2 separate regions of the Homo sapiens genome follow, and region 2 is linked to region 1. Evidence: read pairs that join two places in POLR2A ChIA-PET (ENCODE). Cell type or tissue: OCI-LY7. All regions are shown on one strand. Links, peaks and the distances in the headings refer to the core of each region. The heading gives the core; the rest is flanking DNA.

Region 1 (10,886 bases), core at 2,392-10,391:
ATTGCTGAAGGGTGTGAGATGAGAAATCTATAAAATCTATAACACAGGTGCTTCGATCCAGTGCCTTGGAAAAGACCTCCATTTGGGTAATGGGATAGTAAAGGATGGATAAGTAGGGAGGTTCAAGGAAGATGTGACAAAAAGGTGAAATGCTAAAGAGAGCTCAATGGAAATTAAAATAAATCACAGTCCATTGGGTCACTATAAATGCATTGGGTAATTTTGAGAAACCATTTTAGGCCAAGAGAAGGGAAGGTGGAAAACTTCTGTTTCAATGAAATGAAAGACTAGGTAATCTTAAAATGAATGAGGATTAAGGAAAGTGAAGACAATTTTGAAACATTACCAAGTAAGAAGGAAGCCTTAGGCAAAAGTTGGATGAATTTGTTGAGGAAATGGTCCACATGTTCTGTTCTCATTCTTAGCAATGTTCTCTGCCTAGGACTAGGTTCTAAGAAAGGTGGAGCTGATGAGGCATAAATGATCAAAGGTCAAAACAAGAGTAGGGCATTTTACAGTGGTAATGAATGGCTAGGACAGGGGTTCCTAGCCAGCTGCTCATTGGTTTTTCCTGCTGTGTCTGGCTAGACAATAGAGGGTTTTATGAAGGCCACAAATACTTGGTCCCCCTTCCTCATTTCTCTTTCTCTGTAAAGGCCCAGTAGGAGTCAGCTCCATCCTCTCTCCTTACTTTTCCCTGGGACCTAAACTGGTTATATACTTGGTCCTCTCAAATCTTACCTCACAGAATAGAAAAGACCTGTGACTCCTTGATTCCATACACTTACAGCTCTATTGCCTGATATGATGATGTGTTCAGGAATTCATTTCATACTTGAGCTCTTCCATGAGGGTAGAATAAAGGGAGGCAAAGTGCCTTAACCAAAATGGATAGGACAGAAAGGAAAAGTCAGGGGTGTGGGTGAGTTTTATGGCGAAAAATTTGGAGATCACAGTCGGGAAAATTCAAAAGTTGGATATCATGGAAGTAAAATACTTTCAAGCAATTTCTACATCTAACATGGTGCCTCCCAGCGAGCTGCTGAAGATTTTACTTGGAGATCACTGAGGGGTAGGGAGTACAGTTCATGGAGTTGATGAGACCAACGTTGCTGAGCTTATCAGCAGAGGGGTGAGGTCCAGATCCTGACGACAGTGGTAGATCAGGATGGAAAAGATGTTGAAGAAGATGGACGAGGGCTCTGAGGAGATGAACATTTCTGAGGAAAGAGACAGGGTAGTTGAAATAAATGTGATGAAGTTCAAGAACCTGGAGCAGTGGGAAGAGGCACATCCTCCTCTGGAGAAGCCAAATCTTGTAGGAAAGCCAGGTTTTGATTTTTTTGAGAAGGAAAAGGATATGTTTGAGGTTATTTTCCTGAATTTACTACACCTCCATGATTTAAGGCAATCTCTGTGTCAGATTATCTCCCTCCACCTGAGATCTGAATATAGCTAATAAACTGTTGGGATTGTAAATGACAACACACTACATGAAAAACAACTGTATGCATTTGCAAAGTCTGTAAATTCTGAAAACAACTGAGCTTTAGTACCTCTTATTTTTTTCTACTTCAGGATTTTCCCCCTTTTTTAAGTAAGTAAAGCATATGAAACTAAGTTACATATTTTAGTGGTCAGATTCAGAGCCCTGGGTGCTTAGAAGCATTAATAATTATTTAGGTCGTTGACAATGGCGAATAGGCAGCATACTCGTTAAAGCACTCAAATTAAAGTGCACATTAGGATGTGGTCCTGATGATCTGTGGAGCTAAAAAGATCATGGTAGAACTGAATACCAGGACAAAAGTGCTATATTCCAATGGCTAAGCTAAGAGATAACTTGCTGGCATAAAATGGATAAGCTGTGTTAAATTTGTCCTCTGAAAGAAAAGACTGAATTCAAGGGTACTTTTTCTTGAACTGTGTATTAATCTGTTTTCACACTGCTATAAAGAACTACCTGAGACTGGGTAATTTATGAAGAAAGAGGTTTATTGACTCAGTTCCACAAGGCTGGGGAGGCCTCAGGAAACTTACAATCATGGGGGAAGGTGAAGGGGAAGCAAGGCATGTGCTACATAGCGGCAGGAGAGAGAAAGCGAGGGGAGAACTGCCACACTTTTAAACCATCAGATCTTATGCGAACTCACTATCATGAGAACAGCATGGGGGAAACCGCCGCCATGATCCAGTCACCTCCCACCGGACCCCTCCCGCAGCACATGGGGATTACAATTCAACATGAGATTTGGATGGGGACACAGAACCAAACCATATCGAACTGCATAAGCTAACTTCATTTAAAAAGGAAAAAAGCCTTACCGTCTTCTTGAAGGATGCACACAGGTGTTTAAATAAATGCAGTGTATATACTTGGGCTTTGAAGGTTTGAGATACAAGGCTGGGATCTGCTGAACCACATTCTGGATAGAGCTGCATTCTTTAAATATGCAACCCCGATGACTGATTTTCTTTTAAGTGAAACATGAGACAAGTCATATTAGGTGATGTGTCTAAAGAGTCAACATATTTCCTCAAGCCATGAAATACTTATCACTGAGTCTCTATGTACCATTTGTATTCTGTACAGTTCTTACTGAGACAATGTGCTAATGAAACGTACATTCTATTGGAGGAAGCAAATACAGAACAAAATAGCAATTAACAATGTTTATCCCCTATTGGCTCTCATGGGCTCCATATACAAATCTGTGATGTCCAGACAACTCCTTATCTCTGATGACTCCTAACTTTCCACCAGATTACTGTTTTTTGAAGCATTTTATATTTTATTGATTTAAAAATTAAACTGTTCCTTTGCTTTTTAAAAAATTTATCATGTACATTTGAGGTTTATGACATAATGGCTCCCTAGCTTTTTATTTAGAACAATTTCAAACTTATGGCAAAACTGCAATTAATTCAACAGTTTGCCACATTTGCTTTATAGCTATTTATTTATGTACTTTTACATTCATGTGTTGTTAAATGGATTGCATATATTTAGATTAACATGTATATCTGTATGTTAACATATTTTTATATACTGTATATGTTTATATTTTATGTGCATATTTAATCATATTCATGCGTGTATATAGTTTGTGGATTTTTTTTTCACTGATCCACTCAATGGTTAGGTTTCATACATAACACTTCACCCCTAAACACTTGAACACGTGCCTTCTAAAATGAAAGATATTCTTGCATAAGCACAATTATCATGCTCAAAAAGAACAATACTGTTATATAATGTAGAATTTAAATTCAAATACCTCCAATTCTGCCAATTAATATTCTTCATAGCGATATTTTACATTCAGGATCAGTGATGTCCCTGTAGTCTCCTTTAATCTGAAGCACTTTCCCAGCCTCTTTAAATCTTTCATGACATTGATATATTAGAAGAGGTCGGGCTAGATGTTTTGTAGAATGTCCCCCAATTTGAATTTGTCTGCTTGTATCCAAGTGATTGGGTTCGGGTTAAATGTTTTATGCCAGATTACCATATAGGTAAGGTATCCTCAGTACATCACATCAAGGTTTTCCTCAAGATTCTCCATCCCCTTCACCGTTCTTCACTCTCCCTGGGCGCTCCTTCCATACTTTGGCTTCTGCTATGCTGACAACTCTTAAGTCAAGATTTCCAGCCCAGACCTCCCACCTGAGCATCTTCTGGATAAAATTATAAATAAAAATATAGCCTAATCTGAAATCATGATCAACCTTTGGAGCATCTCTTCCAATTTCCCAATCTATACAAAGTCATTTTCTACCCCTTCTTCCTTTACCTGCCTTCCTTAGCTATGTTCCACCACCATCAATCCAGTCACCAAGGTCAGTGTGTTTTGCTACTTATGAAAAAGAGCAAAATTCTTCAATTCAGCTACTTCTGCCCAAATTTAGCCCTCATCATGTGTTACCTGAACAGACAATATGAATACTTTCCTAATTGGTTCCTCTGCCTTTGGTCTCTCTCCCTTTCTAAGCTATCTTCCAGAAACTTCAGTTCCTCTTCTACCATTCAAATTATATCATATTATTCCCCTCTTTAAGCATTTTATGCCTTCTGTTTGACAACAGAATAAATGTGCTCTTTGGCCTTGAGTACATTATGTTCTTAACCTGAAATATAGCATCCTTTCTTTTCACTCAGTGAGTTTTCTTTTGGAACTTAATCATGCATTATATCATTCTGGTTTTGTTGTTGTTGTTGTTGTTGTTGTTGTTGTTGTTTCTTTTGTGTGAGACGGAGTCTCGCTTTATTGCCCAGGCTGGAGTGCAGTGGTGCGATCTCAGCTCATTGCAACCTCCACCTCCTGGGTTCAAGCGATTCTCCTGCCTCACCCTCCTGAGTAGCTGGGATTACAGGCTCGCCACCATGCCTGGCTACTTTTTCTTGTATTTTTAGTAGAGACAGGGTTTCACCATGTTGGCCAGGCTGTTCTTGAACTCCCAACCTCAAGCAATCCACCCGCCTCAGCCTCCCAAAGTGCTGGGATTAAAGGCATGAGCCACCACACCCAGCCATGTTTTCAGCCAGTTACTAGTACTTCTTTCTTCTGCCTACAACTCCCTAGAACTTAAGCTCCTTAAGGACAGGATGTAAGTCTTGCTCATTGTCGTTACTGTATGAGGATACTCTGTGCAACAAACAATCAGTAAAGTGCTTGTTGAGTTAATATTTTAGAAATCAAGCATAATACATTCTTGTGTACACATGGAACAGCCCACACGTTTAGGAAATTTAGCTACTAGTTTCAGTATCTTTCACCACCATTCACAACTGATCAGCTAATAATCAGCAACAACATTGTACACCATAATATGTTAAAGGTGTTACACACAGAATTTATGTGTGAAATTGAAAGCATCGGTCCTATATCATATGGAAAAAAATTAATTGTAGCCAAATGTTGGGTATTGGATACATCAGTGTGCTTTTTCTTCTAAAAAATACTGGAGAAAGGCAGGAAATACACAAGTACTAAGATAATAACACATCAAGTCGGAAACTGGTTAAAATCCAAAGAAAAATGTTGGTGGGCGTATTTGTTCATACACAGCCCCCTTTATGAGAAAAAATAATTTCTTGTACACAGCTCCTTTTTAAAAAAAAGAGAAAATAATTTGTTTAGATTCAGACAAAAACACAGGAGTAATTCTTGTGTCTATTCTGCATAGGCTGCGTAGGTTCTGGCTAAAATCACTTTTTAAGCAGATAGAACCATTATCAGCGTTTGAATCAAAGGGAAGTGAGTCAGATGGGATATCTTCCCTTCAAGAAAGGGATCTGAAACCATCGTTATATTTCAGAAGACTGAAGAATATCTTGCCATGGCAAAGCATTCCTTTTCTTTTTTCTCGGATTAAATTGAGTCATCCCACTTCTTTTTTCTTCACTTCAGCAGTGATTAAAGGAGACTATCATATTTTGCTATATCACGGTACTATTTAACTTTGACTATGTCTTTCCTTATTTTAAAAAATGTTTCAGTGATTTATTTGGACCACAATCAGACAAGCCAGGAAGACCAAATAGCTAATAATCCAAAAAACATTATTTTTCTCTTTTTATTATTTCAGTAGTTTTCAGGGAACCCAGGTGGTGTTTGGTTACATGAATAAGTTCTTCGGTGGTGATTTCTGACATTTGGGTGCATCCATCACCTGAGCAGTGTACACTGTACCCAACGTGTAGTCTTTTATCCTTCACCCCCCTCCCACCCTTCCCCCCAAGTCCCCAGAGTCCATGGTATCATTCTCATGCCTTTGCATCCGCATAGCTTAGCTCCCACTTATAAGTGAGAAAGTACAATGTTTGGTTGTCTATTCCTGAGTTACTTTACTTAGAGTAATGGTCTCCAACTCCATCCAGGTTGCTGTGAATGCCATTATTTCATTCCTTTCATGACTAATATTCCATGGCGTGTGTGTGTGTGTGTGTGTGTGTGTGTGTGTGTATATAAACACCACGTACATACTGCATTTTCTTTATCCACTCGTTGGTTGATGGGCATTTAAGCTAGTTCCGTATTTCTGCAATTATGAATTGCGCTGCTATAATCTTGGTATGCAAGTATATTTTTCACATAATGACTTCCTTTCCTTTGGGTAGATATCCAGTAGTGGGACTGCTGGATCAAATGGTAGTTCTACATTTTAGTTCTTTAAGGAGCCTCCATAGTGTTTTCCATAGTGGTTGTCCTAGTTTACATTCCCACCAGCAGTGTAAAAGTGTTCTGTTTTCACCACATCCACACTGACATCTATTATTTATGCATGTTTGTGGAAATCACCTTGGAGTAGAGTCAAGTTTAAGTGTTAAAGCATTGCCATCAACTAAGTTTAAAATCCCCCAAAGACTAGCAATATGCTATTTGAGCAGGCAATGAATCTGTGAAGTAGGGATAAGGGCTGTGCAGGTCTCTAGTGTGCAACTGGAACTCAGTATTTTCTTGTTGAATAAGTGAAAAAAGTGAAAAGGTGTTTTTGTTTTTGGTGATGAGGGGCTTGTGATGACAGGTATTATTGTTAGAGTCAGAAATATTTTGAGGTTGCCTATTAATATGGTTTGGCTCTGTGTTCCCACCTAAATCTCATCTCAAATTGTAATCCCCACGTGTCAGGGGAGGGACCTGATGGGAGGTGACTGGATCATGAAGAAGTTTTCCCCCATGCTGTTCTCGTGATAGTGAGTGAGTTCTCAGGAGAGCTGATGGTTTTTAAAGTGTGTGGCACTTCCCCCTTCTCTCTCTCTCTCTCTCTCTCTCTCTCTCTCTCTCTCTCTCTCTCTCTCTCTCTCTCTCTCTCCTGCTGCCATGTAAGAGGTGCCTTGCTTCCCCTTTGCCTTCCACCATGATTCTAAACTTATAATCATGAGGCCTCCTGAGGCCTCCTCACGCATCTGGAACTGTGAGTCAATTAAACCTCTTTCCTTTATAAATTACCCAGTCTCAGGTAGTATCTCTATAGCAGTGTGAAAATGGATTAATACACCTATTATGTTGTAGCTACATAGTGTATGATTAGACAAGCCATAAATATTATATCTGGCTTGTTTCATGCCCATAATAGTGTATCAGTCAGCTGTTGCTGCATAACAAATAACCACAAAATTCTCAAGTTGCATATTTCTCATTCACGCATCTGTTGTTTGGCTGAACTTTTGCTGGCAATCAGCTGGACTTGACACCAAGTTGTGGTTTGGGTTCAGGTCTGTTCAACATGTCTCTCATCCTTCTTGGGCTAGCAAGCTACCTGGGCCATATGCTTCTTGTGCACATAAACACAAGCGGGCAACCCCAACCAGTCAAAGACATTCTAAGCCTCTACTTTTGTCATGCCCGCTTACATTCCATTTTCCAAAGCAGGTTATGTGGCCAAATCCGAATCCCCAGGCCAGGGAAGTACTGTTTTCCCAGCTCTTGTTCACTCTGCTTTATCTACATTAGACTTCTTGCTGTGCTTGAGGAAGCCAGTCACACTCTCCTCTCAGAGTCTTTGCATTTGCCAATCCTTCTGTCTGGAGCACTTTTCCCTCAAATACTTGTGCAACTCATACCCTCCAGTTCTTAAAGCTTTTGCTCAACTGCATCTCATCAATGAGGACTTCCAAGACTCCACTTTCTGATGACTCTCATTGTCCCTTGCTAGCCCTCTCCTCAGAGTGTTCATCACCACTCAAGATACCTATATAGTTTACTTATTTACTTGTTAAGCCTGTGTGCCTCCTTATGAATGCGAGTTTCACAGAGAGAGTGTGTGGGTGGGGTTTGTTTGCTTATTGCTATATCTTCAGTGAACAATATGCCAGGCACTGTTCAACCATTTGAACAGTGCCTGGCATATATAGTTGGATTTTAATAAATATTTGAATAAATAAATGAATCTTACTGTTTTTAAACTTTTGTGGTTTTTAAAAGGCATTTTAAAAATCTGGGTTAGTATCAAATATTACAATGGTATTACTTTAACTTCAGGTTTCATTTAGCTGTTTTAACTTTTACAATATATTCTGACACAGAAAATATTAGGCATTAAGCATTTTTCAATGAGTTGATTCACTTCTACTCATGCACATATGTGATGTCTGATTTCGATTCTTAAAAAGAGATGAGCCTGGGCGTGGTGGCTCACGCCTGTAATCCCAGCACTTTGGGAGGCCGAGGCAGGTGGATCACGAGGTCAGGAGATTGAGACTATTCTGGCTAACACGGTGAAACCCTGTCTCTACTAAAAAATATAAAAAATTAGCCAGGCGTGGTGGCACGCGCCTGTAGTCCCAGCTACTCAGGAGGCTGAGGCAGGAGAATCACTTGAACCCGGAAGGCAGAGGTTGCAGCTAGCCGAGATTCCACCACTGCACTCCAGCCTGGGTGACAGAGCAAGACTCCATCTCAAAAAAAAAGAAAAAGAGAAAAAAAGCAATGCATTAAAACCATCTTGAGAAATCATGAAAATATGGAGAAAAGAAGAAAACAAGATTATACTCTACTTGTTTTTATACTACCTAGAATGTAATAGGCACTCAAAAAAATGTCTGAATGGATACAATTATCACTGCCTTAAAAGTTTTCCATTAAAGCAAAGAAGCCAATTTTACATTTGTATTATACTTGGACACTCATATTAAAGACTCACAGAGAGTTTATCTGGAAAAATAAACTTGGCTGACATCATTAGGTTTATACTTTATAATTTGATCTTTGAAATAATTCAGGAACAGGAATGCCAGTCACTTCATTGAACTGTACCTGAATTTTAACACAGTACAATTGAGTTCCTAGAGCTCCAATATGATGTAATTAAACTGTCAGAAATATTAACATCGATGTTCATGAGCGTCGTTCATGATGTTCTCTTGGTTCTGATTTATTCAGTGAGGCATACTGTCACTGAAGTGGACTTACTGCCATTAAAAATGCCTCATGTTTCCCAGTTCCGCAAAAATTTGCATCAGTAATGAAACAGAGAGATGTAATCAGCCCTGCAGTTGTCAGGATCTTGATCCTCTTGGTAGTATTTCATTCATTTCATCTTCACCAGATAATGGTAGTTTAAAACCGCAAGAAAAATGAAACTAAAAATAGTGAATTTCACTTCTTTTTCTAAAGGCATAAACTTAAGCAAATAGTGCATGTGTGTGAGGGGGGAGGAAGAGAGAGAGAAAGAGGAGAGAGAGAGTTTGTAACTATTCCTTTTCTGCTTTGTGACCTTAATTCTTCAGCACCCATTTCCTGTACTTAATATTGCAAAGAGGTTTCCTGTGGTATGTTACCAGGAGACTCATGTAGTCTGAGGCTTTTTATCTACCTTACGTTCTTATCCCTCCATTCTAATAAAAATATGAAGCCTCACATCCACCTAGAATATGATTTTGTCTTAATGGTTAGCATTGGCAATGATTCTTTTAGCTTCTGCTGTTAAAAAAAAAAAAAGGAATAAATGCAGGATTCTAATCAAACATGAAAATCCAAGTGGCATAGACCAAAGGGAATGAGAAGCATATTTAAGTCATTTAGTCACTGGCTTCCGAAGCAGTTCCAAGTCAGATGTAAACCTGAGGTTGTCCCTAATTAAGTTCATTATGGTTGACTTGCTAAAGCAAGGTCTTGTTTTAGATGGAAGTGACAATGTGCAAAACAAACAGAGCTTGAATAGAAGTTATTTTCACTATTGGAAGATTGTATATTATGAAAAGTTAGTTTCAAAGGACCTTTAAAGTTTAATTTTGTTTGCACCTAAGAAATTTCCCTTTAACTTGCAAATGCTGTTTGAAGTGTATTTCTTTAACACATGAACAAACAATACAGACACAGATTCACAAAATCTACAAGGAGATTTCCATTCCCAGTGAATATCATCCATCCATAGGTTTCTTTGCTTCCAGATCATCATTCTCTCCTCACATAAACAGTCAAAATGTTTGTAATGTCTTCTTTATAAAACCCAAAACATAATTATGATAAAGTAGTCCCAAGTAACAGAGGAAAGGACCATAACTCTCCAATATATGCCATATCTACAGTTTTTAGAATATTCATATTTCATTACCTATATAGGATATATACTATTTTTATTTCTATTACATTGGAGTTTAAAGGTACTTGAGTTTCGTTTGTATTTTTGGTTAAATGTCAAAACAAAGAGTGAAAAAAAGACCTCAGTGTCTCAACTCCCTTCTTACCTTCATGAAGTGACTGCAAAGTGTTCAATTCTTACTCTTTTGTGTTGAGGAGACAGCACTGCAAGTGTGCAGTAATACTTATTTTATTACATAGAACAAAGTTTCACATTTGTGAATGGGGCACAAAAGAGAGCTTGTCAGTTTTACCTTTTTCAATTGACTTTTTCTTTTATTCTTTTTAACTTTTAAATTTATTTTTTGTTTTTTTGTTTTTTTGTTTTTAAATAGAGACAGGGTCTCACTATGTTGCCCAAGCTGCTCTCAAATTCCTGGCAGCAAACAATCCTCCCACCTCGGCTTCCCAAAGGGCTGGGATTACAGGCATGAGCGACCGCACCCAGCCTGTTTTTTACTGTAGTATAATATTTGTACATATTTATGGAGTGCATTTGATATTTTGTTGCATACACAGAATGTGTTAATGATCAAGTCAGGGTATTTAGAGTATTCATTATCTCATGTATTTATCATTTCTATGTGCGGGGCACATTTCAAGTAACTAGTCAACTTTTAAAAAGATACGCAGTAGGCTGGGCGTGTTGGCTCACGCCTGTAATCCCAGCACTTTGGGAGGCTGAGGTGGGCAGATCATGAGGTCAGGAGTTCGAGACCAGCCTGGCCAATATGGTGAAACCCTGTCTCTACTAAAAATACAAAAATTAGCTGGACGTGTTGGCGCATGCCTGTAGTCCCA
Region 2 (16,668 bases), core at 4,916-12,915, 220 kb before region 1:
AATGTACAGGTTTTTGTGTGAACATAAGTTTTTATTTCCCTGAGATAAATGCTGAAGAGTGCAATTGTTAGGTCATATGGTAGTTGAATGTTTAGTTTTAAAACTGCCAAACTTTTCCGAAGCGTCTGTACTATTTTATATTCCACCAGCAATGTATGAGTGATCCAGTTTCTCTGCATCTTCACCAACATTTGGTGTTGTCATTATTTTTTATTTTTAGCCATTCTGATATGTGTGTAGGAATATCTCATTGTGCTTTTAATTTACGTTTCCCTCGTGGCAAATGCTGTTGAACAACTTTTCCTGTACTTGTTTGCCATATGTATATCCTCCTCATTGAAATGTCTGTTCATGTCTTTTGTCTATTTTCTAATTCAAAAGTTTTTTTATAGTTCGGTTTTGAGAGTTCTTTCTGTATCAGATACTAGTCCTTTCTTGTGTATAGGGTTTTCAAATGTTTTCTCTCTCATCTTTTCATCTTCTTAACAGGGGATGAAAAAGAATTTTAATTTTGGCGAGGTTGAATTTATCGCTTTTTCCTTTTATGGATCATGCTTTTGTGTTGAGTCTAAGAATACTTTGCCTAGCCCTGGATCCCAAAGATTTTCTCCTGTTCTTTTTTTTTTTTTTTTTTGAGACGGAGCCTCGCTCTGTCGCCCAGCTTGGAGTGCAGTGGCCCGATCTTGGCTCACTGCAAGTTCCGCCTCCCGGGTTCACGCCATTCTCCTGCCTCAGCCTCCCGAGTAGCTGGGACTACAGGCCTCCACCACCACACCCAGCTAATTTTTTGTATTTTTAGTAGAGACGGGGTTTCACCATTTTGGCTCTCCTGTTTTATATGTCTTATAGTTTTACATTTTATGTTTAAGTCTGTGATCCATTTGATTTTTATATAAAGTATGAGGTTTAAGTTGAGGTTTATTTTTTGCATATGGATGTTCAATTGCTCTAGCATAATTATTTGAAATGGCTGGCTTGATTATTGAAGTAAGGTCAGACTTATTTCTCTCCTGGGCTTCAGACCCAGCCACCTTCTATGTTTCTTGTCCACCACAACCTGAATGTCCCACAGACACCTCAGACTTAACATGTCCCCAGCAGCTCATTATTATCCTCCTTTTGTCCCAATCCACCCTCAACATTTTTCCCTCCCTAATTGTGCTGTTCTTATGAACGCTACGCTTCACCCAATTGCCCAAGTCAAAAATTAGGGTATTATTTCTGAATCTACTTTTATCTTTAAATCTAACATGATGCATTGCCAAATTCTGTCAGCTCTATCCCCAAGCCATCTCTTAATTCATTCCCTTATTTACACCTCCCTTGACTCCAATATCTTTTGACTCAAATGCTACATAGCCTCTAATTTATCTCCCTGATATTGTTCTTGCTTCCGAATCCCTTTTCCACAATGCGCCTATAGTAATCCTCCTAAAATGCAGATCTGATTAGGTGACTCTCCTTATTTTAAAGTCTTTCTTATTGTTTTCTCCTGCCCTAAGGCAGAAGTTCCAACAAATCTTGTTATCAGATTCTGGATTAAATCCCGGCCTCAGCAGTGGGACCTAAGATAGTGCCTGAATTTCCATGAACATTTATTGATGACAAAGAGGGTCTTAAATAATGAGTGATGTAGACTTTCCACTGTCAACATCACAGATTCTGGTTTTTAATGGTATTCACATTTGCCTTCTCCAAGAGTCCAGGTTTAATGATGGTGAGACCTATCCTAAGACCTGGCTTTGTAGTGAGGGGTTACCTCATCACAGAATCAAGAAGGGACCTCGGGCCGGGCATGGTGGCTCATGCCTGTAATACCAGTACTTTGGGAGGTTGAGGTGGGCAGATCACCTGAGGTCAGGAGTTCCAGACCAGCCTGGCCAACATGGTGAAACCCTGTCTCTACTAAAAATACAAAAATTAGCTGGGCTTGGTGGCACACACCTGTAATCCCAGCTACTTGGGAGGCTGAGACAGGAGAATCTCTTGAACCCGGGAGGCAGAGGCTGCACTGAGCCGAGATTGCACCACTGCACTCCAGCCTGGGCGACAGAGCAAGACTCTGTCTCAAAAAAAAAAGGGCGGGGGGACCTGGGTGCAAGTAATTCTAAGAAGCAGGAATAAGAGAACAAGAAGAATGAAGCGACAAAGAAAGATGAGCAATTCTCTGGAACTGTTGAGAAGTGTACAGAAGAAAACAAATCTGGATATAGGTAGCTACAGCCTGAAATATGGAAAGCCAGAGCATGTGTATACCTGCTCCTGCTCCCACTGGTTGAGAATTGATTCCTTTTTCATCTGATATGGGCAAGCATTGGATCTGAGTGGGACACATCCTCTCCAGTGCACCCCTGCCTTTTCCGCTGCTCTGAACTTCACACAACGTCGGAAAGATTCAAAACAATGTAGAAAATCTAAGTATAAATACAAAAAGGAAACAAGAAGTTTTTCTATCAAAGCTGTGAACTATATGATATGAGTAAGCTCAATAAACACTGTGCAGAAGTTGGGAGGGGAAAAAGAGAATTGCTGCCAAAGCACTAACCCCTGTGGCTGGCTATGCTTGCCCACCCAGGAAGCTCCCATGTCATGGGGGTCAGGGGAACCTAGAACAGAAAGCTGAAAGGCTCAGGGATCCCTTTTGAGAAGGGATGCTGGCTATACAGCACGAGTTAGAACTTGCACAGAACCGTCCACTACTGCTGACACTGGAATCACAGGTGGGCTGACAAGATGTGATGCAAGCACCAGACATATTTGCTACAAACCTCAAAGTGGAGCAGAGCAGCGGCAGTGTCAGTCTTCTTGGTGTCAATAGAATACCTGTTTATTTGTTGAATTCTCCCTATATGAATAATAATAATACAAGAATTCAAAGCAGGATAGGCTTTGTGTCATTGGAGGAGTATGGAGAACCATCAGTGCAGTAAGTGTCGTGGGAGGTTTCTAGACAGTTTTTAAAAGTCGATATTGAGTCAACCATCAAATGTGAACAATTCTGATATGCCAGAGCATTTGTATTCTTAACTCATGGGGTTATTACAAAGATCAAATGAAATAATCATTATAAAGCACTTTGTGCAGTGCCTGGCACAAAGCACGCACTCAATACATGTTAATGTTTATACAATTATTATTATTGATTGTCAGAATTATCAGCCCCACATCAGCAAAGAATAGTAGGTGGTCTGTCAGCAGGAACATGGAAACATTCTCATTACATAGAAGTCAGTGTTGCAGGGACAGTCATTAAAACAGGATCTAATTTTAGTCTTCTGAGGGAAAATGCTAGGTTCTCCGGAAATGTTGAATCCTTCCTCGAGCATGTAGTTTAATTTTTCAAAATTATATTGCATATCCTGTAAAATGAAAATGAAATTGTACTGCTGTTCATTAAAGGCCCCCAAAAATCTTAGGCACTATACAATATAAATGAAAAAAAAGGCGTTATTTTTCCATAGGGCATAATTAGAAATAAAGAAGCAAGGTCACTCACAAATTTCCGAGCTATAAAGGAGGAAAGGAACAAGATTTTCCCCCGGTTATTTTATAGCTGCCAGGTTGAACTCATACTTATCCAATGAGCCCCAGAATGGAATACCGTTCTACACCAACTGTACTGATGATAGTGATTCAGGGAGTAAATGATAAGATTCCATCCTTCTAAAGTGCTTTTGGGATTGGATTCTAGTAAGTTTCATTTTGCTATTGGCCAATCACAAAAGAGACTACAATAGAGAAAAGTGAAGACATCATGCTGAAGACAGACTGCTGCATAGAAAAGGAAGAGGGACCCCCTAATTTAGAGATATGGATGGAGAAAAAAAGGCACTTATGCTGTAGCATAAGGGAAACATTAAATAAAGCTATAATAGAGGAGAAAATGTCTTTGAATAGAAGAAAAAAATCAGACAGACAGAAATAGACTAAAATGCTAAAAAAAAAGATACAAAAGGACATTGAAGGGGACATACAGTGATTATTACACAAATTAAATGCACACAGTTAAAAGGGAGGTGAAAAGCTTCTAAAAAGAATGAGTGTGTAGTGAACTTAATTTTATCATCTTTACTAAGACAAAGTTAAAGTCCCTAAAATATTTTAAGACACTTAAAAAAAAAAGTCTTAAAATTTTGAGAGCCTTTCAGCTCTGTCAACTCTAGACTTTCCCTCCTACTTAAGTTTTTTTTCTTTTTTTTCTTTTATCTTTTTTATTTATTTATTTTTTTTTTTATGTTTTTTTTTTTTTTTTTTTTTTTTTTGAGAGAGAGAGAGAGTGGATCAGCCTTAATAAGAGAATGGTCTTCTGCCAGGTGGTATTCTCCTAATCCCTTTCCAGTGAGATCCACAAGGGTTCAAAACCACTTTCTGGGGTCTTAGAGGCACCACTTATCTCTCTTCCTCTGCTCATATCTTTCTGCTCCAGTGCCCGCATAGTTTGTGTTATCAGTGGTGCGTAGCCTGAGACATCCACGACCTATGCCAGCTCTCGAAGTAATGTGATTGGCATCCAAAGAAACACAAGAAGCCCATGATTTCGTCCCTTTGCAATTTAAAATCATATTTAAAATGCCTTTTGGTCATACAAATTTGAAAATGATCTTGTAAATCACTTCCGGGAATCTATGGTCAAAACTCAGCTTAGAGTTCTCTACTTCTTAACAGAGTGCCTGCCGGTAACTAGTGACTGTCAATGAGTTTGAAAACATAAATTGATGTGCAAATGCTAGATAATAGCAACATCCTGTGCAACTGGGCAGCATTTCTGTTGTTTGGCTTTTTTATTTTCGTGGACTCTCCCAATCTGAGAGAAAATAGATTTGAGTTCCTTTTTAATCGGTTTAGACCCAGACAAGGATTTAATTGGTTTAGACCCCATTCACCTACGTGTGTCACTCTGTCTCCAACATAACAGAGGAGATGACCAAGACAACATGCTCTCCAGCCAGGAGGTGGGGAATACTTTGGTGTCATAGCAGACAATTATTGATGGAAAACTCATGTTAGAAAATGTAAGGTACCTTCTTCTAGACGGAGTAAAAGGGGCAGCTGCCCAGACTTTCATTTTAAATAGGGAGCCCATGATACAAATCTTTTAATACAATTTTAAAAAGAAGAGACATAGGGGGTATCTCTTAGGACCTGTCAACAACCAACCCTCTATCAAATGGCCAAATCACAGGTGGTCTGCAGCTTAGCCAAAATGTCCAAGTACCTTTTTGTAACACAGAATCTCCTTTGAAGATCCAGCTTTCATTAATGATCCCCAGCAGCTCTGGTCAATGTGTCTTTTCACAAATGAAGCTTTTTAAAAGCTTTCAGTGGACAAATGTGGCTTTGAGTTTTCAACTAAATCTTTCTGTTTAAAAGGAGTGCTGAAATGGGCATACTTTATAATCTTAAATGCTGCACACAAAATACTGAAATATTATTGACCCTGAGAGGTTGGTTCAAATCAAATAGCATACTCACGTAAACGTTCTCTTTTCCTAATATTAGCAACAGGGAATGTGAAATAGAGAGGGGCGGGATATGCTGGATAGGGGTGCACCAAAATTTTCAAAAAGCCTCGAAACTAGTGTATATTGATAACCTTGTGGCATCTAATATCTAGTATTCTTTTTTTTTTTTTTTTTTTGAGATGGGGTCTCGCTCTGTCGCCCAGGCTGGAGTGCAGTGGTGTGATCTCGGCTCACTGCAACCTCCACCTCCCGGGTTCAAGTGATTCTCCTGCCTCAGCCTCCTGAGTAGCTGGGATTACAGGCGCCCGCCACCACGCCTGGCTAATTTTTTGTATTTTTAGTACAGACGGGGTTTCACCGTTAGCCAGGATGGCCTCGATCTCCTAATCTCGTGATCTGCCCGCCTCGGCCTCCCAAAGTGCTGGGATTACATGCGTGAGCCACCGCACCCAGCCTAGTATTCTATGTCTATTATTTCTTCATAATGAGACTGGGGGAAATCTTTGGAGAATTAATGCCGCAGTTGGTAAAATCATTCTATAATAATGGGTACCATTCTGCTCTGTCCCACATTTTTATGAAGTCTCTTTAAATTTAAAAAGGCAATGTGCTTTGTGGTTCTTGAGCAACTTAAATACGTTGCTCTGAATAGTTATTGTGATGAGGTAATTTGTAACAACTTTTAGGATCAATGCTAATTTTCTTAAATGTTTCTGTAGTTTCCCCTTTATTATAAAGTATATTAGGCTGGACTCTTGGCTGTAAGTGACAGAAAACTCAACTCAGATTAGTTAAGAAACAAAAGGGTGTTGGTGACAGTGGTGGCTTTCAGACTATTGCTGCAGGCCCACCTGCCATCCTCTTAACACCCTCAACATACCCTGCAGAAAAGAGAGAGCTACTCTGACCCGAGAGCTTAAAGACTGGTCAAGTATGGGCTTGACTCTTTATGGCCCAAATTGGGTCACATGCCCACCTAGGCTAGGGGAATGGAATCGTGGAATTGATTGATTGATTATTGTTGCAGGTTGAGTCCTCCAAGAAGCAGATGCCAGGGCAGATTTATTGCAGAATAACACCTGTGAAGAAATAGGGGTGGAAGCAGAATTGAACAAGGGAAGCCATCAGATCACAATGCAGATCTTCTAGACTCTGTGTCAGCACAACAAGGAATGCCAGAGCAAAGACTGCCAATTAGAGGAATACTGAATTGGGCAGATCTGACAATAGTCTGTATATAACTCGGGACTGTTAACTTCTCCTTCCTCAACCAGTTATAGACATAGAATAGGACTCTCTTATCTCAAACATCAATATCTGTGTATATGAAGTAGAGGGTGAAAGTTTACTGTACACTAGTGGTTCTCAACCAAGAGCAAGTCTGTCCCCCAGGGGACATGGCAATTTCTGGAGACATTTTCAGTTGTCCCAACTGGTGAGGAGGTGCTACTGGCATCTAGTGGGTAGAAGTTGTGGATGCTGCTAGGCATTCTCTATAATTCGTGGGATAGATAGCACAACAAAAAATTGCCCAGGCCAAAATGTCAATAATGCTGAAGTTGAGAAACCTTGCTCTATAAAGATACATGTCTTGGCCGGGCACGGTGGCTCACGCCTGTAATCCCAGTACTTTGGGAGGCCGAGGTGGGCGGATCACGAGATCAGGAGATCAAGACCATCCTGGGCAACATGGTGAAACTCATCTCTACTAAAAATACAAAAATTAGCCAGGCGTGGTGGTGCATGCCTGTAGTCCCAGCTACTGGGGAGGCCGAGGCAGGAGAATCGCTTGAACCCGGGAAGCGGAAGTTGCAGTGAGCCGAGATGGCGCCACTGCACTCCAGCCTGGTGACAGAGCAAGACTCTGTCTCAAAAAAAAAAAAAAAAAAAAAAAAAAAGATACATGTCTTATGTGTACTGAAAGAGGCCACGGAAACCTTTTGTTGATACATTCTTGATAGTTTTTGTTCTTATATGTAGTTATGAATACTTGAGATTCCATCCAATTTATTTAACTTTTGACCAGAAAGGGTAGATTGAATTGGTGAAACATCTATATCCTGAATATTTAAAAGATTCTGTTTTTTAAAACAAATATTAACTTGAATTAACGTAAATATTCTTAGTAGTTAAAGTCCTTAAAGACCTTAGTTTGGTGAACAGATAAGAATCATCTGTGTTCAGCATATGCATTGCCTTATGAAGATGGTAAGTCAAAAGTATGAGTTTATTTCTGATATTTAAATATCCCTGAGGTATAGATTTGTTTACTCTGGAAGTTTACTCTGTTGTTTGTTTGTTTGTTTTTGTTTTTGTTTTTTGAGACGGTGTCTCACTCTGTCACCCAGGCTGGAGTGCAGTGGCACGATCTCGGCTCACTGCAAGCTCCGCCTCCGGGGTTCACGCCATTCTCCTGCCTCAACCTCCCGAGCAGCTGGGACTACAGGTGCCCGCCACCATGCCCGGCTAATTTAATTTTTTTGTGTTTTTACTAGAGACGGGGTTTCACCGTGTTAGCCAGGATGGTCTCGATCTCCTGACCTCGTGATCCACCAGCCTCGGCCTCCCGAAGTGCTGGGATTACAGGCCTGAGCCACCGCACCCGGCCTTACTCTGTTGTTTTATTTCTTCATTATATATTACAAAGTTGAATGTTAGGGCCAGGTTAGATCGGAAAACAAGTTAAGTATTCCTTATCCAAAATGCTTGGGACCAGAAGTGTTTTGGATTTTTTATTTTTGTGGATTTTGGAATATTTGCATATTCCTCATGAGATATCTTGGGATGGGACCCAAGCCTAAACATGAAATTCATTTATATTTCGTATATACCTTATACACATACCCTGAAGGAAATTTTATACAATATTTTAAATACTTTTGTGCGTGAAACACAAAAGTTTTGACTGTGACCTGTCACATGAGGTCAGGTGTGAAATTTTCCACTTGTGACGTCATGTCAGTACTCAAAAAGTTTCAAAATTTGGAGCATTTCCGATTACTTTGGAAAAGTCTAGAAAAAGTTTGATATCAGTGCACTGAAATCATTTTCAAGTAGGAACAATAGCGATACTAGCCCTTTACTCATGCAAAATTCACAGTTTTTATCTAAACAACACAAAATCATTCAATGCTTTTATATTTAATCATCTATATTCACCTAACCATAAAAAATCAATTTCAATACAGTAAGGAAAAGACAAGAAAACGAATCATTCTAATCACTGTATTTTGAAAGTTCTTTGCAAACAACCGTGAAATGGTTAAAAGATAGGAGGATGGAGACCAGCCTGGCCAACAGGGTGAAACCCCATCTCTTCTAAAAAATACAAAAATTAGCCGGGTGGGTTGGCGCATGCCTGTAATCCCGGGTACTCGGGAGGCTGAGGCAGGAGAATTGCTTGAACCTGGGAGGCAGGGGTTGCAATGAGCTGAGATCATGCCACTGCACTCCAGACTGGGCAACAGAGCAGGACGTCTCAAAAAAAAAAAAAAAAAAAAGATGGTAAGAGAATGATGACTTGTTGCTTACTAAAATAAAGGAAAGATTGACACTATAAGTGATACTGTTTGAAATCTCAGGAATCTCTGAATCATTAAGATTATATCACAAATGGCATGCAAAATACCTGTTCAAAAAATACTCCTCATGGACATGAGATGCTAAGCTGCTGATACTGAGTCTGACCTAGGACAATGATGTTCTGTGTCACCTCTTTTCTGATGCCTCCCAGATTGCTCCTGGCCTCACTGCTGTCTCACTTCCAAAAATACATATTGCCCTTATTGGTCATAACACAGAGACTATCAGTTCAAAAGTCTCTAATTCGTCTCAGCTGCAGTCATCTCCCAGCAAGACACAAGGTTCTTGAGAAAAGAAATTTTTCATGTCCCATCTTTGCCATCCACCACACGATGAACATACAGTACAGTGTACATAGCAGCCCTTGAAAATGCTGGTGGAATCATTGATTCTTGAACCCAACTGTCATACTTTCCAGATTTAAGTCCTGGTAAATGATTAAAATCGTATGGGTTACCCTCAACAAACCAGCTCAAGTATTTACTATAAAAAAGGGAAGCTAGATATGGAACTTCCCCTAAAGATGGGTCTGTCAAACTCACCCCATTGTATTCTGCTCTGACACCATGTTTTTTGTTTGTGTTATTTTTTTTTAAGAGACAGGGTCTCACTATGTTGCCCAGGCTGGTCTTGAACTCCTGGGTTCAAGTGATCCTCCCACTTCAGCCTCCCAGGTCACTGTGAGAGATTACAGGCTTGCACCACCATGCCCAGCCCCACCTTTTAATACAAATAAGTAACAGTTACCATTTACTCAGTGCTCACCTTATAACAGATGCTGTTAAACGCTTTACACGCCTTAGCTCATTTTTAGTTAAATACATTGTTTTTGCCCCAGCTATGGTAGGGATCTTGCTAACAATGAGAATGAATGATAAGAGGGGCTTTAAGGAGAATTCACTGCCACACCTTTCATAATTTTCCCATCATTCCTCCAGTCTTTGTTCAACCGTCCATGATTTACTGATTTGCTATTACATCAAACTATGCTGCAACAAACCAGTGGTTCCTTCTGATTTTTATCCATCTCCTCCTCACCTAGGGTGAGAGTCTGAGGCTTCCTTGAGTCTACTTTCTGATATTGTTACATTTAACACAGAACATCTCTTGTTTTCGTTTCTGGCAGCTTATCCTCTCTTCGCTTTCTCCATGCTTTCATTCATCCTAAAACACCATTCTGACAATGATATTTAGGTTGGTACATAAGTAATTGTGGTTTTACCATTACCTTCAATGGCAAAAACTGCGATCACATTTGCACCAACGTAATATTTTTCTTACTTAAAAAATTAATGTAGAGTATGGAAATACTTGCCATCAGGGAATGGGGAAGAAAATGGCTAGAGAGACATGGTGAAAGAGAGACTTGATTTTTAAATAACTTTTTTTGTTTTTCTTGAATTTTATTATCATGTGAATGCATTTGAAAGAAATACAATTTTAAAATAATTATTAAAAAAATATTTGAATGCCTTCCCATGAACAACTAAATGAAGTCTCTATTCTTAAACCTGACAGTCAAGTACAGCTCTGGTTTGACTCCAAGCTACATTTCTAGCCTTGTATTATTCAACTCTTTTTCTGTTTATCCTTCATATCCGGGCCTTTACTAGTGCCAAAAAAAAAAAAATTGCTCATTCTACTCTTGTCACCCAGAGTGTTTCTTCTGTTTTTGCCCATCAAAAGCTTACCCAATTGTGAAGGCCCAGTTTCAAAGCAACCTCCTTCATTAATTTCATCCAGATACTCTGTAACCCCCATAGCTGTTTAGGCTTGTTCTAGCAATTTGCAGTTATCAGAAAAATGAGTACATACCGAGTGCCAGAAAGTGGTCTCTCCAACTGTGCACATTACAACATCTCATTCTCTGTGCCTCCATTTCCTCATCTGTAAAATGGTCACTATGGTGTACTTTCCTCATAGTGATGTTCATTCTTTCAAGTAGTTAGTTAGGTACCTACTATGAGACAGGCACTGACCTGGGTCCTGGGGGTACAGTAATGAATAAAATAGATTGAGTCCTGCCCTCATCAAATTTACCTTCTGATAAGAAAGACATAAATGAAATATACCTATAATGCTCTTGAAATAGCACTTGGGATATAGTAAATGCTCTATAAATGTTTGCTATTATTACTGTCATTGTTGGTAGTGTTGTTATGTGGTATTTCTATTAACACATAAAGAAACTAAGGTTCACAGGCTGTTAGATAAGATGCTGGTTAAATAGCTAGTAAGGGACTCCAACTCAGGTCTTCCTGAGTCATAAAATTCGTGGCATTTCCACTACACTGATGGATGTATACCAGGCTGTACATCAGAACTATCTGTGGAGACTTAAAGAAAGTAAAGATTCTCAAGCCTCAGCCTCAAATTAACTAAATCAGAAATTATTTAGACGAGCTAAGAATCTGTATTTTTTTGAAAAGTTCTCAAATAGTTGTGATACACTGTCAAATTGGGGAATGACTGCACTACATTAAAATCTTTCCCATAATACTTTATTATGCTTATTTGTAAATATCAAATCTACAAATTCACTAAAGACCATCCCCTTGTTTTCTTATTTATTTTTATTTTTTCTGCTTCCTCTCCTAGCAAAGTGCCTTATAAACACTCAATAAGTATTTGAGTAATTAATGGCTTAATTATTTAAAGTTGCACTTAAAATGCAAATACTCACAGCTGTGGTACTGGAAGCCTGTTATGAACAATCATTTATCTTCCTAGGGTTATTTACTAATCAGCTAAGGACAAGCAGTTGGGAAAGAAAGGCTGACTATTTGGGAACAGAACTGAGAAGGCCCTCAAACCAAATGTTAGCCACGTTATTGAACAGCCTAGGGCCCCGCCTTAACTTTACCTACACTTCGTTGACAATTTCAGGTAAAATGCAGAAAATATACGCTAACAATCAGGAGATTCCTCCCTCACACCATTGTAGTTTCATTTCTTTTAAGCCGACACATGTCTCTCTTATGGAAAATATGGGAACAACCTGTTTTAAAGAAAGAAAAAGAATCCTTTATTCTTGTCACACCACAAACATGGAGTTCACTGCTATACGTTAAGATTATAAAGCAAAATCCCAAAAACGCAGTGACTGATTATTCACAGTAGACATATGAAGTCAGGAAGCTTATTTTTTCTCTCTTTGCTAAGGCACAAAGCCTGGGGCTATATGCATTTTTATTACACTGTACTGTGTTGATTTCACTTGAGGATTAAAAAGAGAGTTGAGGCACAGTGCACGTATCTTGATGGATTTTAGGATTTCTTGCTTTCGTGAAAGAAAGAAGCTTATAAAGTACCTCAGATTATCGCCCAGGGAAGTGTACCTACTTCCATGATGACCTAGAAATTCAATCTTTTGTTTCTCCTATAAAAGATCACATTGTACTTTGGATGTTTTCCCTGTAGTTTTCTGCACTATGTAAAGCCACATTTGGAAAAACAAAATAGTTTTAGTTTAGAGTTGAAGTGAAAATATCTGAAATAGTTCAGGAAAGTCTTATGAGCATTTGGGGAGCTTACAAACAGCCTTGGGGGTGGGGTGAGGGGGAATGAGGGAAGAGGGAGGCAGGGGGAGAGAAGAGGAGGGCTAGGTCAGAAGTGTGCAAAGAAGACAGAGGGAGAGAGACCGTAGAGACTGTGAGTCCATGGCAGAGTTTTAATTCTGGTTCTCACACATCTACACAGAGAAACAATGGAAGCACATTGCTCCATCCCCTGTCCTTTACTAAGAAGCGTGAAGTAAATAACTTGTGGCTTATGATATGCGAAGAAGAGAGAAGACAGAATGTTGTAGGATTTGGAAGTACAGTAGATGAGATCTTCCGGTTTATTGATTTGTAAAGAACGGCTTGATACTGGTTTGTCAGTTCTGCATCAGTGAGAGAAAAGAAAGGCGCTTTTCAGTCACTTGCCAGAGGAGGAGAGCCGGGAAGTGGAAACAGGGTCTTCTGGCGGACAAGCTTCCTTGAGTGGTGGTCAAATTGACTGTGAAGGGAGTCAAGGTCAGGAAGCTTTGGAAATGCTGCAAGGATGGTACGGGATTTAAGGAGGGTTGATTTCCTCGGTTAAGGGTTGTTGCAGACTTCAGCAAATTCCCCCTTCCAGCCTTTATTAAAGAAGTGTTTAGTAGAACAAACTGAAAATCTACAAGTATATTGTTACCCAAAATATAAAAGCTTCTGCCACTGAGATGAAAATGTTTGATTTCCAGTGCTTTATCTTTTTGCATTTATCTACCTGTTTCAGTCATTCGTTAATATGAATTTCCTAATATATGCCGTCTTTTTTTTTTTTTTCGGACAATACCAGTTCTATGGTATCTCACTGATGATTATTTCAAATTGCCACTTTTGTTCCTTGGAAATACTCCTGTGTTCAAATACCAGGAGGCATAATTATGTAATTACCATGTGAACATTATGCTACTTATGGGCCAAAATGCCCCTAGAAAGGAATGCTCCAATGGCCTCAGAAAATTTCTGTGAGAACGATATCTTCCAAATGTGGTATAAATAAAGCTCAAGAATAAATAGCTAAGGCTGGAATGTAAATGATTTAATGTAATGATGTTGTAAGGTGAGAGCCACTTGACTTTAGTTCCTGTTGCAAATCATGAGATACATTAGGAAAACTTTTAAAAGGGAACCTATTTTTTAAGATAAAATCTGTATCAAGTTACATCACCTTCCAGGCAAAGTAATTCAACTTTCCTCTTTTCTCTCTGAGACCAAAAAAAAAAAAAAAAAAAAAGGCAGAAGAAATGCTTCCTATGATCTCTTCTCTTCCTGTCACAATTTTCATAAGTCTGTAGATGTAATTAAAACTAAAGATTTTGACAAATGAAACAGGATAGGAGGTTGATTGCTGCTTTTCTAAATTAAAATGAATGATACCCTTAAGGTACTTGGGTCTATGAAGTCAATTTAATGTTGATATAACCTGACTCCATTATCACAGAATGAGGCAGTTGCATAAGCAAGAAAACCAATAAACAAACATCCAAAGTGCATTTTAGAAATCGGTGAGGTGAAAGATTAAAGGCTTAACAACGGACAAAGAGCTTGCTGTTTTGTTCTCTCTTGCCTTCCAGTTTGATGGCAGAGTTCATCAGAATTAGAGGAAGAATGTTCTTGGAGAAGCGTTGGGCTGGCACTAGGCTAGGAGTCCTATTCATATCCTGCCTCGCTTGTCTTGCAAGCATGCACAGCCCCTTCATTTGAGGCACTGTTTGCCTCAGCAGAGTCTGTGTACTCTTCTGGTAGGTTGTATAGAACATAATAAAGGGGGAGGGCTGGAGGAGAAAGGACAGAAAAAGGAGGGAATAAAAAAAGGAGTCAGATTAAGAAAGAAGTCAGCACAGAAATATAAAATGGAAGGAAAAAAAGCTGTGATGCAGGAACCTTAAAAGGTAGATTAAGGATGGTCTCAGATGGCACGGCATTAGTATCAATGCCATAAGTCACACAAAATCTATTAAGAATTATGCTCCTACTCAGAGTGAGTGCCATGTTAGCACTAGTTGTTTCCCGTGATCTATCCTGAAGTCAAACGCAAGAAACACTGTTTAACTCCTAAGTGCCCTAATGTCAGGAAAACACAGAAATAAACTCAAAGGAAAGACAATTCAGTTAATCTTTGCATTCAACAAGCCCAGGTTGTTTTGCCGCAGAGCTATACCTATCACAAAACTTCATTCCAGAAGATGGCCGGTAGAGGTGGCTCATGCCTGTAATCCCAGCACTCTGGGAGGCCCAGGAGAGTTTGAAATCAAGACCAGAACTTATCTCAGACTTTTTTTTTTTTTATTATTTTTTCAGTTACAACTCAAAAGAATCAGAATTAGAATAATAATGGATTTTAACTGAAAGGGATTACCATTAGTTAAAAGGATTTTAACTGAAACTGTAATCAGTCTCAGGAGCGTTTCCCGGATAATGTTTGGGCACGTATTTATGAGTGTTACTTGTGAGGATTTGGGAGTAAGAATGAACGAGGAAGTTCCTCCCCCAACACAGACACATGCACACAGAAACTGTACAAACTGAAAAACTTCAGGACAAAAACTCGTGAATAGACTGGAGAGTCATTTGTGTGCATATGTGTGGTTTATTTACTAGCATCACAGCACAAGAGTTTCTGTCTTTTGCTTTTGTTTTTGTTTTAATAGGCTCATTTGTGTAAGTGTCATGTCTGTTTCTTGCATTCCCATGGATATTTATCTAGGGTCTAGACAAACTGAGAACCAGAAAATCAAAACATACGTTCCTAGTTACATATTTTCTCTAGACTGGAGTAAACATGATTTATGTATGTAGTAATCAGTAAGATGTAGCTTGGACACTAGGAAGAAACCACATTGCCTAGCAGTGTATTTCCACATGGGGAGGTAATGCCTGTCTCTCCTAAACTTCTAGTGAAGATAAAACTCAAAGTAGAGTAATTAACAGAAAGGTCAAAAGACAAAGTGGAAGCCCTTGAGAATCTAAAACAAAGTTAAAGAACCAACATTTACATTTAGATAAATTTATTTGAAATAATTTCTAAGAGCCATGATGTTGTTATCGGTCCTTTTTCTTTCTTTCTTTTATTCTTTTGGCTTATTTAAAAGCAATGTTGAAGAAAAAATGAAATAAAGCTTATCTTTCACAATACACAGAGGAATGGACTGAGCTTTGGGAAACAGTCACAGCTTGGAATTAAGAGTGTGTGTCGTATCGTAATTTAGTTGGATGATTTGGTGCTCATTCATTATACCCAGAATTACGCTTTCAAGTCTACCGTATTCATACTTATCTCAGTGCCTGACAAATAAGAGGAACTCAAAAAGCCTTTCATTCATTCATCCATTCAGTATTTCTTGATCATCTTCTATGTACTAGGCATTGTGATAAATTCTTAACAAGACAGATAAGATCTCTGTCTTTGTGGACAATAAACTTACATTCTAGTCAATATCTTTTGAATGAATGTAGTGATATTTCTTACTGAAGCTAAGAAAGGAAGGTCTCTGCAAACAGTATACTGTCTACAGAACTCATCTGAAATGAGAAGACCAAGGAGAATAATATATAGCCCTCATAACTCTCAAATCTTAAATATGATTATTTAAAAACTAGAGTAAAACAAATGTGGAGGAGATTTGGACTTCAGGGTTGTTTTATAAATTGCCGTTTTACATTTTTAAATCTAGTATTATAGGCAAAATTGAATCTAAATGGTTTTCTTCTTTTCTTTTTTTTACTTTCATCATCAAAAATGGAAGAAAGGAAGAAAAGGAGGAAGGAAGAAAAGAAGGAAAGGAAGAAGGGAGGGAGGGAAGTTTTTCAAAAGCTTGTGTCAGGGATCTTGAAAAAGAAATGATTCATTCAAAATATAGTTGTTAATAGTAAAGATCCGTGAATAAACAGTACATTAATTCATTCAACTAATATTAATTTAGCACCTATTATATGCCAGGTACTGTGCTACTCACTGAGGATTTAGCAGGGAAAGATGTGTCCCTGTCCTCATGGAACATATAAAAAAGGACCTTTTTTTCCTGAGATGCTTTTACTGAAGAATTGCTGCAACCTAGATTATGAGTTCTCATGGACCAGATGGCAGTTTTCTG

The links. ChIA-PET counts read pairs that join two places held together with the same protein. Peaks named below come from ENCODE experiments on the same cell type or tissue, not always from the same donor. Only the 100,000 strongest peaks of a DNase experiment are listed, where the experiment ranks them.
Region 2: POLR2A ChIA-PET joins it to region 1 with 5 read pairs; 2 of 35 experiments call an interaction of 5 or more read pairs at or near these places.

What each region holds. Positions count from the first base shown.
Region 1 is chrX:31,134,555-31,145,440 of GRCh38, reverse strand. The region is part of intron 76 of DMD (dystrophin); the gene reads left to right. Among named protein-coding and RNA genes, the nearest start is that of FTHL17, 68 kb to the right of the region's middle. In OCI-LY7, for the core only: no CTCF peak of the experiment used is centred there; a DNase peak (open chromatin) is centred at 9,010; H3K4me3 peaks cover 1,658 bases; H3K27ac peaks cover 3,283 bases.
Region 2 is chrX:31,354,065-31,370,732 of GRCh38, reverse strand. All of the region lies in intron 60 of DMD (dystrophin), which reads left to right. Among named protein-coding and RNA genes, the nearest start is that of FTHL17, 290 kb to the right of the region's middle. In OCI-LY7, for the core only: no CTCF peak of the experiment used is centred there; no DNase peak of the experiment used is centred there.